3 separate regions of the Mus musculus genome follow, and all the other regions are linked to region 1. A link is a loop called in an ENCODE intact Hi-C map of the cell type or tissue named here. Cell type or tissue: gastrocnemius. All regions are shown on one strand.

Region 1 (5,000 bases):
TGAGCAGAGATGAAGGGGGGAATTTTTCCTCAAACCAGAAAAGGTGATCTTCCAAACCACGTGATTATAAAAAGGGGAGGTTTCCCTCAGGTCGAGAAGAAGGCCATGCATAAGAGGACCAGGATCAGCACAAGACACCCCAAGACCAAGTTCTTAGCACAAAGAACTCTATTTGCCAAAAGGACAAAAGGCAGGGAACAAGAGATAAAGACAGGAGATAGAGGATGAGGGAGAAGGGGAAGGGAACAAGGGAGAGGGTGAAGGGGAGCAAGGAAAAAGGGGATATTTTCCCCATAGAGACCAAGGACTTCCTCTGGGTAGAGAGAGACGGTTAATAAAGAAAATGGAGGAAACCCCTGTGTTAGGATGAGGTGTTTAATTTTAATTGAGCGTGTTAATTAGGTGAGCTAAAAGGGGGCTTTTGATTTCTGGACTTCAATACTCAGATAGCTCTACCCAGAGAGTCAGCCTCAAGAGGAGCAAGTGGCCAAATAAGGAACTAGACCTCGGTGACCAGCTTCAGGAATATAGCTTCGGTAATGTAAAAACTAATAGTTTTTAGCAAGGCAGAGGGAATGGGGGAGAAGGGCAAGGCCTGCCAGAGCCGTGTTTGCCATGCTCGGGCTGAGAGTCTCTTAATGGTACATGCTAACCCCACCCCATTGTACTTGACAGCGTGCCAAAGGTCATCGTGCTTAATAAGCCAAGGGAAACGAAGACACCGAGAGAGAACCAAAAGGATCGGAGCATCAGTGTTTACTCTCAAATGACGTGACATCCATGTGGGGGCCACCCAGGAGTCAGCCATCCAACGGGTGAATCGAATGACGTCAGTGAGCACAGACGCACTGTGAAATAAAACTGAGCTATGGCCCGAGACAGGGAAGATAAAAATTAAACCTCTTGTGATGGTGTCAATAAGGCAGCAGCCATTAATAACAACTGCAGCTTGTTACTGAGAACACCAAAGCCCTGAAAATAGAAATGAAGGAAGAGCGGTCAGGGTAAACATGTGGTTTAGATGAAAGTGAAGTGCTGTAGTTTTGTGTGACACCGACACACTCAGTGCATTGTGGGGGAGGCGGTCAGGTCTGACCAGGGGCAGCTTGCCTGGCCTGGCTTGTGGGTCAGTTCACTTTAATGGATATTAACTAGATGCATTTGTGGGAGCTTATAGAACTGCCCCAGCCTGCACAGATCATTCATTTGAGACAGCAAAGGACAGCTGATTGGGAAAACGGGAACAATGACTTTTAATTAACACATTAGAAGCTGGGGTGCTTATGAACCGATTATCGCTCTGTAGCACAAATAGCCTGGGTAAAGACGGATGAGCTGGACACCCAGAGTAGTCAAAGAGCAGCAACGTGTAGAGGCAGGGCCACGTGCCGAGGGGCGGCCTGAAATCTATTTTCTTTATTGCAATCTTCCTCCATGACGAGAGGATGCCAACCTACTGCCATGGGTTGTCTGATCTCACCAGATTCTGTTATTTGGTTGGGGAGGATATAGACCTTGCACAAGCTTTGCTTGCGATAAAACACTAAATTACTGTTGCGGTACTAGCAGAGAGTGGAGATCAAGCTGGGGCTGGGAGAAAGGATGCTAACCTACATACTCACATAGTGAACATCCCCCTTGACGCTCTTGATGCTGCTACTGTGGCTGGCTGTCCACCTGGAAGAGCCCCGTGGAGGAGCAGCTCCCATCCCTGGGCATATGGACCTCACCTGCCCAAGAGAACCCCCGAGGGAAGGCCACGTGTGGGGTATGAACAGAAGCGGGCTACTGCTGACTTGCCAAAGGAAATGCAGTGGTCCCTCAGTGTCTTGGGAATCCTGTGGTGATGAGCACAAGAATTCTGGGAATATCTCCAGCCCCTGCTTTGAAAACAGCTCCCAGCTGAAGTCCGCGGCCGCCACCCAGTGGTAGACGCTGGAATTTGGGATTTAAAAAAAAAAAAAAAAAAAAAAAGTGTGCTGTAATGACAGGGCCTCTTGTCAGGATATCCAGAGTGCTACCGACCTAGACACTGCCTCTAGTTCTGGTCGGCATAAAATAATCTGAAAATTTGAAATTCCAATAAAGGCTGGGTAAACCTCTAAGATGAATTCCCAGAGAGTTCTGGAATGAACAGGAATGGCTACCAGGATAGTGGACCTGTGTTTTTCTTCCGTGGCCGAGTACCAGAGGGACTGACAATCCTGTCCCCACATGGGCAGTGTCCAGGAAGCAGCTCTCAGGAGGTTCTTCCAGCAACCAGCTGATGAGACTGCAGATGGAAGAAGGAAGTTTCTAGAGACTGATGAGCAGTGGTTGGGGGCAGGGGTAGTCGAGGGGGTGATAAGCAAGAGCCCCGTGTGGTCTTCCCACTGACTCCAGCAGTGGCCAAGAACCAAGCTGTGTGGCCAGTGGGAATCTGGTCTGGTGAAGGAGGATGCCCATGTGGGAGTAAGGTCCTGCTGAGGGTGAATATGGTTTCCCCCCATCATGTTGAGGCCTCATGCCTCAGGTGGAGTGGGAGATGGGGGCTGTGTGGGCGGTACTGAGAGCATGGGGTGGAGTCCTTCCAACAGGCTGTTTCAGGTGGGCCTAAGTTCTTCCTCTAGGACTGTCTTGGTTGGTTAGTTGGTTGGTTTGAGAGTGTCAGAAAGCTGAGCCTGGCTCCCCACACACTTGCACACTCTTCCCACGTGCCTGCTCTTAACCTCACGTGCACTTTTGCTGAGGGATACACTTGCCCTCTCCTGACACGGATGGGGCCCTTGATCTTTATAACTTCTCCGACTGCTGTGATATTCCCCTAAGCAATCTCTTTTCCTTATACATTACGCAGCTCCAGGTGGCTTGTTGCAGCAATGGGCTAAGACACGGTTTGTCGGCATCGCTGGAAGTCTGACAGATGCTACTTTCCATCAAACAGTGGTAAATGCAGACTCACCGCTGCCCAAGGCACTGAGGATAAATGACGGATGAGCAGCCAACCCTGAAGAAGACATTGAAAGCGCCCCCTCCACAACTCAGGGAGCATTGTTGAAGAAAGGACAGAAAGAATGCAAAAGCTGGAAGATAAGGACAAGGACAGTGAGTGATGAGCCGTTCTGGGCAAGACTGAGCCCTCTGAATCATGAACTCAGGGAGGTGTGGATACCTGTGCTGGATCTGCATGATAATGGGTTTGTCAACAGACAGCAGTGGGCAGAGGAGGGGCCCAGGGGGCTCTGCCCATCACTGGTGAACTATTCGCTCCTTATGGATTCAGAGAGAGAGAGTCAGTGGCTTCAGCTGTTAACACACTGGTGACCCCACCCAGTTCCATTGAATAGGTGTAATCCAGCGCTTACACAGATGGTCTGTGTTAAACCAGATGGGTCAGAAAAATAAAACTTAAAGTCATGCATGTGGGGAAGGGATCTGAGGAGGAGGAGGTGAGCTGATGGGCTGGGGGAAAGAGAAGAAAGAATGGGGGCAGGGAGTAATCAGAAATATATATATATATATATATATATATATACTGTGAGATTGTCATTAAACCAAATTAATTAATAAAAATAATTTCTCTTGTAACGTAATAGACCATCTAACAGAGGCAAACAGTGCAGGCAGCCATGAACACAGCAAAAGTCTTTCCACTATGGGCAAAAAGCACCTTCCTGCCAGGTGGCCACACAAACCTCTCACTCTTCCCAGGCAATGCCAAGAGCTTGGCCTCCTTGATTCTATACCTATGACTGTATGAAGGATGAAGGACTTGTTATAGCCATGATTATTTTATAGGTTTGGTTTGGTCTATGTTGCCCAGGAACTGGGAAAGGACCATCCACGCCTGAGTTCACAGGCTCTGGCAGGGACTGATGAAAAGTGCTTTGGCTTTTTCTGGGAACCTAAGAAGATGCCCAAATGGGCAATGAGCATGTGGGGACATAAGACCCACCTACGCCATCCTGTGTCCAGACAGCTCACTTGTGGGTTCAGCTGGCTCAGCAAATAACACACTGTAGGACATGGGACTATTTCCAGCTTTGAGAGATTGTGAAAGGAACAGCCATATAGATGGAGGTATCTGGAGTTGTACATGAATATATGTCTAGTTTTACAACTCAATAAGAAACTGCTAGACGTCCTTTACAGAGCAGCTGGACTGTCTTGCTCACACTGGCAGTGTAGGAGAGTCTGCACCCACCACCATCCGGAGCTGTCTGGTGTTCTATTTTAGCCTCTCTGAGAAGCTGGAAGGCCTGCTTGGTTGTGTTTGATTTGTGACACCTACTGGCTGATGGGCGATTATGACTTTGTGGAAAGGTTGGTTGGGTTATCAGCTCGCTTCGAAACTGGACCGAGCCTTGTTCTCTCTGATGGCCTTGCTGAAGATATAGGTAGCTTGAGCCTACCTATACTCTGGGACTCACTCTCCTGCCTGGGATCAGTGGCTTCTATCACTCTGCCCACCTGGCAAGTCTGTTTGTCTTAGACATAAGCCGTGATATTTGTTCTGGTCCATCACAAGAAAGATGTCTCTGTCTACATCAAAAGTTCAACTTTGCCTTTTCACTCATGAGTGATGACAGTCATAAACTGCAGGCCTGAGTAGGGCCTTACCTCAACCTCATCTTCTGGACTAGACCTCGTCATCACTCTCCACAGAGACATGTCCCTCCCTGCCTTGAAGAGCAAAGGTGGCTCCAGTCAGGACAGGGCCATGTAGCCAGAGTGAGGGAATGGAGAGAAGCTCTGCCCAGGGCCTGAAGGCTTGGACAGGGTGCTGGGGACAAGGAGCAGAGACACCAAAAGGCCTGAGTTCCTTGCTAGCCCATGCCATCCAGCACAGGAGACCAGGGCTAATTGGCGGTGTGGGGCAGACACACTGTACTGTGGGGTAATTGGGCCCTGGAGTCCCACGTCCTCGCACATGGGGAAGGAAGCTTCCCTTTTCTCTCAGTGCCTCCTTTAAACCAGCTGTGGCTCAAGTGGGCCAGCTGCTCTGAGGGATTAGCCAGGCT
Region 2 (5,000 bases), 87 kb before region 1:
CTAGGGGTTACTCTGTGGGTAAAATGCTTACTGGGAAAGCCTGAGACCTGTGTAAAACACCCCCAACCTCAGTATACTGCCTGGCACCCTGGTACAAGACCGCGCGCAGCTGCAGTCAGCTGTGGGGGAAGGGGTGTCTGGATTTGAGGTTACTTCTTAGGACTGGCCTCCCCTATTTTGTGAGAACTTGAGGTGCTCTGATTGCAGCAGAAGAAAAGTCTCAAATATGACAACAGAAGATCAAACCCAAGCCCTGATACTCTTGGTCGGGGGTGCTCCTAGTATCTTAATGCAGCCTGTGTACAGATGGGATGTGCTGGTAATTTTCTGAATCTTTCTCCTCTATACTGTTCAGCATAGAGTTTGCATCCCTCTTCATGCCAAACTGGCTCTGATTAAGGAGGAATCCTCTCCCGGGAAGTCTGTAAGCTGACTCTTCACTTTTTGCACTACTAACATCTACAAGGTGAAGAAGAGTCTGCACTTGAGTAAGGGTGAGCCAAAAGACGCTGCCAACTGTTCTTTTCTAGCATTGAGTTCTAACACTGCGGATAACATCACATGGATTGTTCCCTCTTAACTGCTAAAACTGCGTAAAATGGCAGAGAGAGACAGAGAGACAGACAGAGAGAGACAGACAGACAGAGAGACAGAGACACAGAGAGAGAGAGACAGACAGAGACACAGAGACAGCAGTCAGAGACAGACACACAGAGGGAGAGGATGGTGGGGGAGATAATATCACTGAAATTGAGATACATGCCATTTACAAAACAGAATGTGCCAGAACTGTTTAAATAAAGGAAGACTTTGACTAGTTAAACCTGAAACCTGGGAATGAGGTTGGGGTCTGGAGGCCAGGAGAGGAAATTGACAGAGACCTGCAGGGTGCCCAGAAAGGGCAAATGGGATGATTTTACACCTTGACCTCCTCTGTCTACTCTCTACTTCCCAATGGCAGATGCCTTCAGCCTTCAGCCATGCTTAGAGATCAGTTCCCTCTCTGTAAGTCTCCTGGGCAGGAACAGGATGGAACTGGGGGCTGGGATCAGACACACAGGGAAGTGACACAGACAAGCCCCACGGGTAGAGGAAAGCAGGCTATTGTAAAGTAACGTTCACCAAGGCTTCCTCCTTACTCGGAGACATCTGTGGGGATGAGTAAGTCCTTGCTATAGTTACAAGCTGCCAGGCCAAGGTTGAAGATTCCACGCACTGGGAATCTTATTGTAGCAGCATCTCTAACCCCTGGCTGGTGGTTGAAGAAAGGTGCTGGGAGCCAATGGCATCTAAGCCCCTCATGCCTCCAGCAGTGCACTATGCCTTCTGTCAGAACGAAAGTGTAAGTGATTCAGTCTTCTTTGCTCTTTGGAGCCTTGAAGAATGTGCCTCATTCACATTTTTTAAATGCTTGGCTAATGATATACATTCAAGAAAGCCAGGGAAGATGGTGAACAGATGGATGTGTTGATGGATACATGGAGGGATGGATAGAGAAAAAGAAGACAGGAAGGCAGAAAATCGGAAACAAGAGAACAAAGAGAACAGGATGGGTAGACATAGTATCAAAAGTAGATACTCTGTTTCCTAAGGATCCTTCCCTTCTGTGACCCTAGCATGGCTCCCAATGATGTCACTAGCCACTCTCCTTCACCAGACTGTGCCTCTGTCCCAGCCTCCTCAGGGCGTCCTTCACATCCTTGTTCCGCAGACTGTAGATGAGGGGGTTGAGCATGGGGATGACCAGGGTGTAGATTGTGGAGACCACCTTGCCTTGCTCCATGGATGCCACACCTCCTGGCTGGCCATATATAACAAAGCCAGTTCCATAAAACAAGGACACAGCTGTCATGTGAGAGCCACAGGTGGAGAAGACCTTGTGTCGCCCTGACCCTGAACGCATTCTGAGGATGGTGACAGTGATGTAACCATAAGAGATGATGACCACAAACACAGCACACACAATGATGAAGCCACAAATGCCAAACATGACAAGCTCATTGATAGCTGTGCTGGCACAGGCCAGCTGAAGCAATGGGGGCACGTCACAAAAGAAGTAGTCAATGTAGTTGGAGCTGCAGAAGGGCAGCTGGAACGTGAGGCTGGTTTGCACAATGGAGTTTAGGCACGCCACACAGAAGGTACCCAGGACAAGACGGGCACAGGTCATAGGGCACATGGTCACAGGGTACCTCAGGGGACTGCAGATGGCCATGAAGCGGTCATAGGCCATCACAGCTAAGAGCACAGCCTCGGTGGCAGCCAACAAGGAGAAAAAGAAGAACTGAGTGGCACATCCTGCAAAGCTGATGGTCTTAGAAGAAGAGAAGATGTTGGCCAGGGCATTAGGGATAATGACAGAAGAGAGGCAGAGGTCAACAAAGGACAGGTTCTTGAGGAAGAAGTACATGGGGGAGTGCAGGCGGGCATCCAGGGTGATGACCATGATCATGGTGAGGTTGCCCAGGATGGTCACCACGTACAGGACAAGGAAGACAGCAAAGAGCAGGGCCTGGGTCTCTGCACTTCCCCCAAATCCCACCAGCACGAACCCCTGCAAGGACACTGGAGTGAGACTTCCATTCCTGTGGACTGATGTGGCCATGAGTGGGGTCAATTGAAGAGAAGAAGGTGGAGGCAGAAAGAGGGAGCAGTCACTGGTGCAGTCTCAGGTTCCGCACACTGAAGGAACCTGCTGGTGACATGCTGTCTGTTGTGCAGAGAAGCTCACTAGCTGCTCTGATCTCCTCCCAGATGAGCAGATATGACCTGAAAGCAGACATTCCTTCAGATTTACTGAATTAGTAAGGTTTTTCCTGAGCCCTCCCTCTGTAGAAGCATGAGCTGTGCTCTAGGATATGAAGGGACTTGCAGACCTTACAGACTCTCAGAATACAGGGTTTCAGTAACCCTGTGCCTGCCTCTGGGCTCGGCCCCCTCACTTCCATGAGAAGTTCCCAAGCAGTTTTATTGATGTTGCTGTCTTCTGAGTTCCACTAACTGCACTCCCCAAAATTACCACCCCTAAACTGAGTTACTCTTCTTACTGATTCACAACTCTCTGTCCTCCAACAAATTGCCTGGGTGATTCTCTCACCTGTAGGATGGAATCAAAGCAGGAAACCATTCTTCCCACACTGAGGCTTAGCCTCTGTGTCCCCTACATTACTCTAACTTCACCTCAGCAGCTGTGGCTCCAGTGCTGGTGTGCAGTGGCGATCAGTGTGCAGATTCTGCTTGCTTGATGTGTGTGGTTGCTGCTGCCAATGTCCAGATGTTGGAGATATCGGTGAGGGGGCAGCCCTGTGTTCTCAGTTGCACCAAGACTAGGGCCTGGACATGTTTGGGACATGCTGATGGCTTCTAACATGATGTCATTGCCAACTCTGTTACCTGCTCTAACACTAGCTTTGGGAGCTTCATAAGGCCTTACTCTTTCCCATGGAAAACGAGAAGAAGCTGGTGACTGTCCAGTGTCTTTTGGCCGCTCATGGACACTTTCCGTTGTTATTATTATGTGCACAATCAGGAATACATACAACTGCCCCATGGAGCTGGCTGTGATTGTTACTGTTTTTTTCAGGATGATTTTTTCCAGGGGCTGATGGAGTTAGGAGCTTGGCTACAGAGAGATAGAATGTATATTCTACATTATTCTAGGATCCCAGGAAGTCCCTGAGCTATATGGGTCCAGTTGTTGCAATGTCCACCATACTGGGCATACAGTGAGAGCATGGAATCTGGAGGCCCTCATCTAATCCCTCAAACATATACTTCATAACTTAATCTCCATAATTGCATGGCCAAAGGTGTGCATGAAGCTTTGTACTCACTCCTGAGGCAACAGACGTGGACCTAGGTACTTACCACATATGTCAACTTTGTGCTCGGTGTGCTGTGTGTAGATAGGTCCATGCCACAGCTGGTGCTAGGCTTCCTGTTGGAGCAAGGACAAGCATCATCTCTCCAGCTTGCCAAGGATGTGATCCACCTAGAGACATAAGTGGAAGAGGAAGGGGGCCGTGGACAGCTCTGCTGTGGGAGATCTGGGTAACAGGGACTGTGAGGAGGCAGCCTGTACCCATCTCAGCCTCGCCCCTCCTAAGTCAGCAGTATCACTGTCCTTTGATGGATTCAGAGCTTCTGCCCAGCTGGCTGCAGAATCGGAACTGATGGTCAAGATGATGTACCCTGGGTCCACCCTCCCAGCACTATCAGCCCTGACTTGGAACAATGTGAGACTTGGCCACAGAATAGAAAGGCTTTGTCTCACGAGCTAAGTTCACAATTACTGCTGAGCACACAACCCTGATGTCCACAGTGTGTCTCTTCTGTTCGGCATTCTGAACACATTGACCTTACCTTATCTAGCTGAGACCCAGGACTCACCCAAAGTCAGATAGCTATCATGCCTCCTCCCAAGATCCCCATGCTATTGAGGCTGGTCTGTGCTGAATATAGACACCAGGGTTCCTTTTCCTTCTGAGGTTAGCTATGGCTTTCTGGACAATAGAATGAGGTAAGTATGGGAAGAGGTGGAGATTTGCTCCTCATGAGAGTCTGTGTTTGCAAATCCTGCATGCAGTAGGTTCTGTGTCTTATGAGGTATGAGCTGTGGCTTTCCTGGCCTTCCTTACTCTCCCATACCTGTTATCAGGGCAGTGTTTGGGCATCAATACTTGGGTTCTTTTGGGGAGTATATTGCGGGTGGTAGAGTTGAGACTGGCAATCTCCAGTGGCCAATTAAGGAGACACTGTCTTCTGTGGCATATGGGACTCAAACACCATAGCCTCCAGAGGTATAACAATGGCTCTGGACAAGATAAGCCACATAGCCTTTCTCTCCTGGTGAGTTTGCAGGAAGGTTGTGGTCCTCAGGGACTTGAGAGGGCCCTATCAGGATGCCAGATGATTCAGAGCAATCTTACCAGTATCCTCATTAAATTCACTATCTGAGTAAGACATCATGGCCTCCTGGCCATCGCCTTTCCTCCTCCTCC
Region 3 (5,000 bases), 130 kb before region 1:
TTTCTATTGCTGCAACAAAACTATGACCACAAGCAAGTTGGGGAGGAAAGAGTTCATTTGGTTTACACTTCCAGGTTGTAGTCCTTCACTGAGAGAAGTCAGGACAGGAACTGGAGCAGGGCAGGAACCTGGGGGCAGGAGCTGATTGAGAGGCCATGAAGGGATGCTGCTTACTAGCTTGCTCAACCTGCATTCTCATAGAACCTAGGACCACCAGCCCAGGAATGACCCCACCCACAATGGGCTGGCCTTCCTCTATCAGTCACTAATTAAGAAAATGCTCTACAGCTGGATGTCTTAGAGGCATTTCCTCAACTGAGGCTCCTTTCTCTCTGATGACCCTAGCTTATATCAAGTTGACACAAAACCAGCCAGGCATGCATGCGAGAAAGGCAATGAATTGCAGTCCAGAAACTGGTGTTCGGGGCACTCGAACTGGGTGATAACCCATCATCCACACCACCTCTGCTGACAGAAAAACATTCTCCCAGAAACAGGATAACCCATTTACGTTCCTCCTAGGCTGGAAACTGAGCTAGCGGGTCCTTCCCTGCACCCCTCTAGCCCATGCCACAGGGCCTGGCTGGTTCTGGGAGCTCTGTAGCCTACGATATCAAGTCCTAGAGACATAACATTTAACCCTCCCTGTGGTATTAGAAACATGACAGACAAGTCACTTTCAGTTCAAAGGAACTGGGGGAAAGGCTGTGTTACGGCGAGCAGAGATCAGAACTCTGCAGTGGTCTGAGGTGAGAGAGTCACGTCTGCCCAAGGGCTTCTTCTAAGTAAATGGGCCTGTATGGCACTGGATTGATGTCACTCCTGTTGCTGCTGACCTGTGTCTCTGGTATCCTGTCCCCTGACTGGAGTCCAAGGCAGATCCTTCGGCTTGTGTCAGCATGTCCGACGTGGTGAAGCCCTTGTGGGAAAAGCTCAGATGACATCCTTCACAGCCCAGGGTCAACACCAGCCCTTCCTGGGTTCCTGGGAATCTTTTCCCATGATGCAGAGAAATGCAGATGACAAAGAATCCTGTGAGAAAAAACAAACAAACAAACAAACAAAAAACCATGGGCCATGTGAGACCCATCCTTCTGTTGGGGGTCGCAAATGACCACAAGCTAAATATTCCTTGCTGGGAAGGGTATGTACTCCACCTCTCAGGGAGGCAGCTGTGGTGAACCAGGCAACTTCCCAGTGAGATGCCTGGCTCAGTGGTTCAGTTAACCCTTTATGTCACCGAGAAGCCACCAGTGGAGCTTCCTGCAGTCAGGGCAGGGCCTATAGCAATCCCTGGATCCTTGGCCTCAGCAAGATCTTTCAGTTCTGCCTGGGCTGGTTTCTGGATCCATTAGCCCCCAGGAACCCAGATGCTCTCTGTGCGTATTGGGGGTGCAGTATTGATTCCAGATGGTGGCCTCAGGTAGCGCCACACCTATCTTGCTCCTGCCTTCTGATCCCAGGCTCAGCCTCCAAAGCAGCCCGCCTCTTCCCATACTCTATGGGATGACAGCAATAGACACCTGCTTGTCTGTGCACATTGTAAGTGTGTACACACCTGTGTGTGCATATGGTGTTGGGAAGATGAGTGTTTCACCTAAAGTGAATATTTGGGGGTGGGTGGGTTGGGGGACAGATCCCTGGAGATGTTTGAGACATGAAACTTCCGCTAGAAAAGCTGGTCGCTTGAAATTCAAATGTAACCATGCGTCCTGTATTTCTTTCAGCCACACTGGAGTCCCTAGGACCCCCCAACCCCATCTCATCCCAATCCAGGTCAATTCTTCGTGGTTTCTGAAGGGGTACTCGCCGGGGTTGACCTGGGACCTTTTCAGAGAGTCTATGGTCAGTTCAGGAAAAGAACGAGGTATTTTAAAAGAAGGTGATCACATGCTTTCACATTTCAGCTTCAGATCCGTATGCGGTCAGTCTTATGACATGGAAGGAGACTTTGATTATTCCAGAACACAAACCCTGTCCTGTGGGCCAGCTGCACAGGAGCCTGTGAGCATGGCGCCCCCTGGAGGCCATCTCAGAAACATTCCACTCCAAGCTCTGAGCCTGTTCTCCAAGCAGCCTGGGACCGGCTGTCTCACCCCAGGCCCTTCTAGATTTCCTGTTAAAGCTGCCACACCCGCATCAGCTGTGGTGGCGTGGAGGGACTTCCACCTTGACAGGCTTTGCCAAGTCAGCTCAACACGCTCCCAGAATTCTCCCTTTTCATGTCCAAGGTAACATGTTTAGTTAAGCTCTTTAAAAGTCCGATAGGGATGTGTGTGTTTGAGGACAAACATGGGTGACATTAGAAGTCTGCGCCCCCCTCCTTTGTAGGAGCAGGGATGGCACTTCCCAAAGGAAATGTGTCTACCAGGGCATGTTTAGAGGGACAAGGGGCAGCATGACTTCTAGAACCTCTGAATCCCAGCTCTGTGTGGTCACATGACGCCACTCTCCTTGGGTTTGAATCCAGCCAGAAGACTCCAGCCCTGTCAGTGAGGTACTGCTCAGTCCCTGGGACACCCGGGTACTCTGCAGGCACAAGCGGGAGGGCAATGCTGCCATCTGGGACGGAGGACTTAGGGCAGATGTCAGTCTGGGAGATGTGAGGAGAAGGCAGACTGTGAGCCATCACCCCCTACACCCCAGTACTTATGCTGGCCACGGTCCAGGAAACAGGAAGTGACTCTAGGATCAGTTATAAGCCACTTCCGAGGCTTTGCGGGGCTCGGGGATGTATGAACAGTGCAAAACACAGGCGGACCATTCCGTGGCAGAGAAGAATGCAGGAAAACACACTGGCACGATGAACTGTGGCCTTGAGACTTTAAATTATGAGCACCTGCCTGTGTCCATGTTGGGACAGCTCAATGGATGATGGTAAGCTACTCTGGGCTCTGCCTTCTAGGAGAATGAATTTGGGTTGCGCTAGCATTTCAGAGTACAGGCAGGGGCATCTGCGAGGCTCAAGGAGTAATTATTAGTCAGATGTGGTGTCCATGGATGGACAGCAGGGGGCGCCAGATACCTCTGACTCATTCCCAATCCTGGCGTTCGTTACCACAGGGTCCTTTTCAAGCTGACTGCCACGGGAGATAACAAGGGGCCTCTGTCCAGCAGAGTGGCCTTATACATCTAAGCATCTCTTGAATCCAAGCAGACAGACTGTTAAGACCTTGGAGGTTCCCTCCGAGTTTCTGTGTGGGGCGGGATATTATGCACTGGATATCATGCAGGCTTCTGAGCAGTCACTGGGCAGGTTTCAAGTTTGCCCATCCTATATGGTATTGTTCCTGGGCCCGACCTTTGGGAGCTTTTGAGAATTCGAACTCTTCCCTGCCCTCAAGCATTGAATTTTAGAAGGAATCCTAGCAATTATTAAAGGATGGAATCCAGTGTTTTGGGATTCCCATCAAATGTAGGAATGCAAGGGCCCTGGGGAAGGCATTTACCATTAAAAAAAATGACATTTACTTATTGTGTATGTGTTTGCAGTGTGTTCCAGGTGTGTATGTGTAGGTCAGAGAACAACTTGTGGGAGTTCGTTCTCTCCTTCCAGCATGTGAGATGTGGGGATCGAACTCGGTTTAGCAGCAAGCACTTCTACCTGTTCAGCCATTTTAATGGTCCCTCTTGAAGGCAGAGTGGTCTGCAGGAGAACAGGGAGACAGATGGGTGAGGTGCAAAGGAGATGTGTTCTGGGTGGGCGGGGGCAGGGGGTGTCTCTGTCCAGGCCAATGAGATAAGGTGTCTGAAGGATCCAGGCAGAGAGGAAGTGTGTAGGGGTGGAGATGTGGTGCAGGAAAGAACGTGTGTCCCAGGAGGTTTGGAGGACCTGGGAGATCAGGACCTGGGAGATCAACTGACCACTATAAGCCAGGGTAAGTAACAGAGAGTTGCTGATGGTGGGGCTGTTTTTATTTAAAGCTTTCTTACATAAAATAATAAATGAAGGAAAGTACACACCCACAAAGGGAGGAGAAAGCAAATGAATACCCATAGTTTCCTCTCCCGGGCTCACGGCTGCTGGTTGGCAAATTCTTATATTAGGTAAGCAGTCTCAAACCAGTCTGCATGGTTTCTTTCATGCCGTGCTTCTTCCACAGGTGTCTTTCCATGGTAGCCTTCAGATAGGGGCTCATCAGGTGGACAGTTGATTGCCTCACCCTGGCAGCCCTCTATGGCCAGATGCGCAGGCTCAGGGTGTCTGCTCCTTTGTGCTCTGACTAGAGCCTTTCTCTTCGCCAGATCCTCTTGGTCTGTGCTATAAATCAGGGCTGTGAGCACGGCTGTGCTGTAAACCAGGGTCGTATGTCCTCATGAATCCTATAACTGGAGGTGGTTCAAGGACCCTGGCACAGCTGCCCTAAAGCACCACACCTCTTGTAGCACAGGGGCCAGGGGGTTGGAAATGAAAGCCAGAGGCTTTCTCCTCCATGGCTGCACCTCAATGCTACTGGATCATACGCCAGCTCTGGGTCTCTGGTTAGATTTAGGCTGTTACCTGGAGAAGGAAGGGGACTTGAAGGGACCCTGGGCCACACAACTTCAGAACAGGGTACCAGAATCTTTGAGAGTTCTGGGGGGATTGAGAAACAATGGAGACTCTTACCCTGGACCTCGGGCCTGTATCCAGCAGGGTGCTGGGACCTCACAGGGCACAATGGAGATCATCAACCTGGACTTAGGCTCTGCACCAACAGGGTGTTGAGACCCAGGGGCGGGTCCATGGGGCTACACTTCCTCTGACAGGTGGGCACAGGTTCTATCAAGGGATAACCACAGAGGTCTGAGCTTAAGGCCCTGGTGTTTACTGCTACTTATCCTCTGGCCTTCTCTATTAGAGACTTGGAGGAAAGCTCTGATCTGAGGGAGGGGTCCAGCTTGGCTCACACTTCCTCTCTATGGCTGCTCTACCAGTGTAGTGTCCTGGGTGAAGGAGTGTCTGCAGGCTTACAGAGGCCACGGGATCACAGGGTCCTGTAGCACAGCAGGGGAATTTC

What was found. A loop is a pair of places that touch in the nucleus more often than their neighbours do. Peaks named below come from ENCODE experiments on the same cell type or tissue, not always from the same donor. Only the 100,000 strongest peaks of a DNase experiment are listed, where the experiment ranks them.
Region 2: a loop joins it to region 1, with 4 times the contacts of the local background. A loop is called at or near these places in 31 of 42 quality-filtered maps.
Region 3: it touches region 1 in a loop (9-fold over the local background); 9 of 42 quality-filtered maps call a loop at or near these places.

What each region holds. Positions count from the first base shown.
Region 1 is chr1:92,518,411-92,523,410 of GRCm38, reverse strand. Olfr1414 (olfactory receptor 1414) reads left to right here and starts at 4,896. Exons shown (of 2, transcript NM_147039.2): 1 at 4,896-5,000. In gastrocnemius, a CTCF peak has its summit at 1,912 (motif pointing left); DNase peaks (open chromatin) are centred at 709, 1,438, 1,825 and 2,268.
Region 2 is chr1:92,605,444-92,610,443 of GRCm38, reverse strand. It overlaps Olfr1410 (olfactory receptor 1410), which reads right to left and starts at 2,605. Exons shown (of 1, transcript NM_146491.1): 1 at 1,637-2,605. The coding sequence starts at 2,605. The coding sequence ends at 1,637. In gastrocnemius, no CTCF peak of the experiment used is centred here; no DNase peak of the experiment used is centred here.
Region 3 is chr1:92,645,982-92,650,981 of GRCm38, reverse strand. Otos (otospiralin) reads left to right here and starts at 2,141. Exons shown (of 5, transcript NM_153114.2): 1 at 2,141-2,231. In gastrocnemius, a CTCF peak has its summit at 2,032 (motif pointing left); DNase peaks (open chromatin) are centred at 2,030 and 3,020; H3K4me3 peaks cover 238 bases; H3K27ac peaks cover 1,835 bases.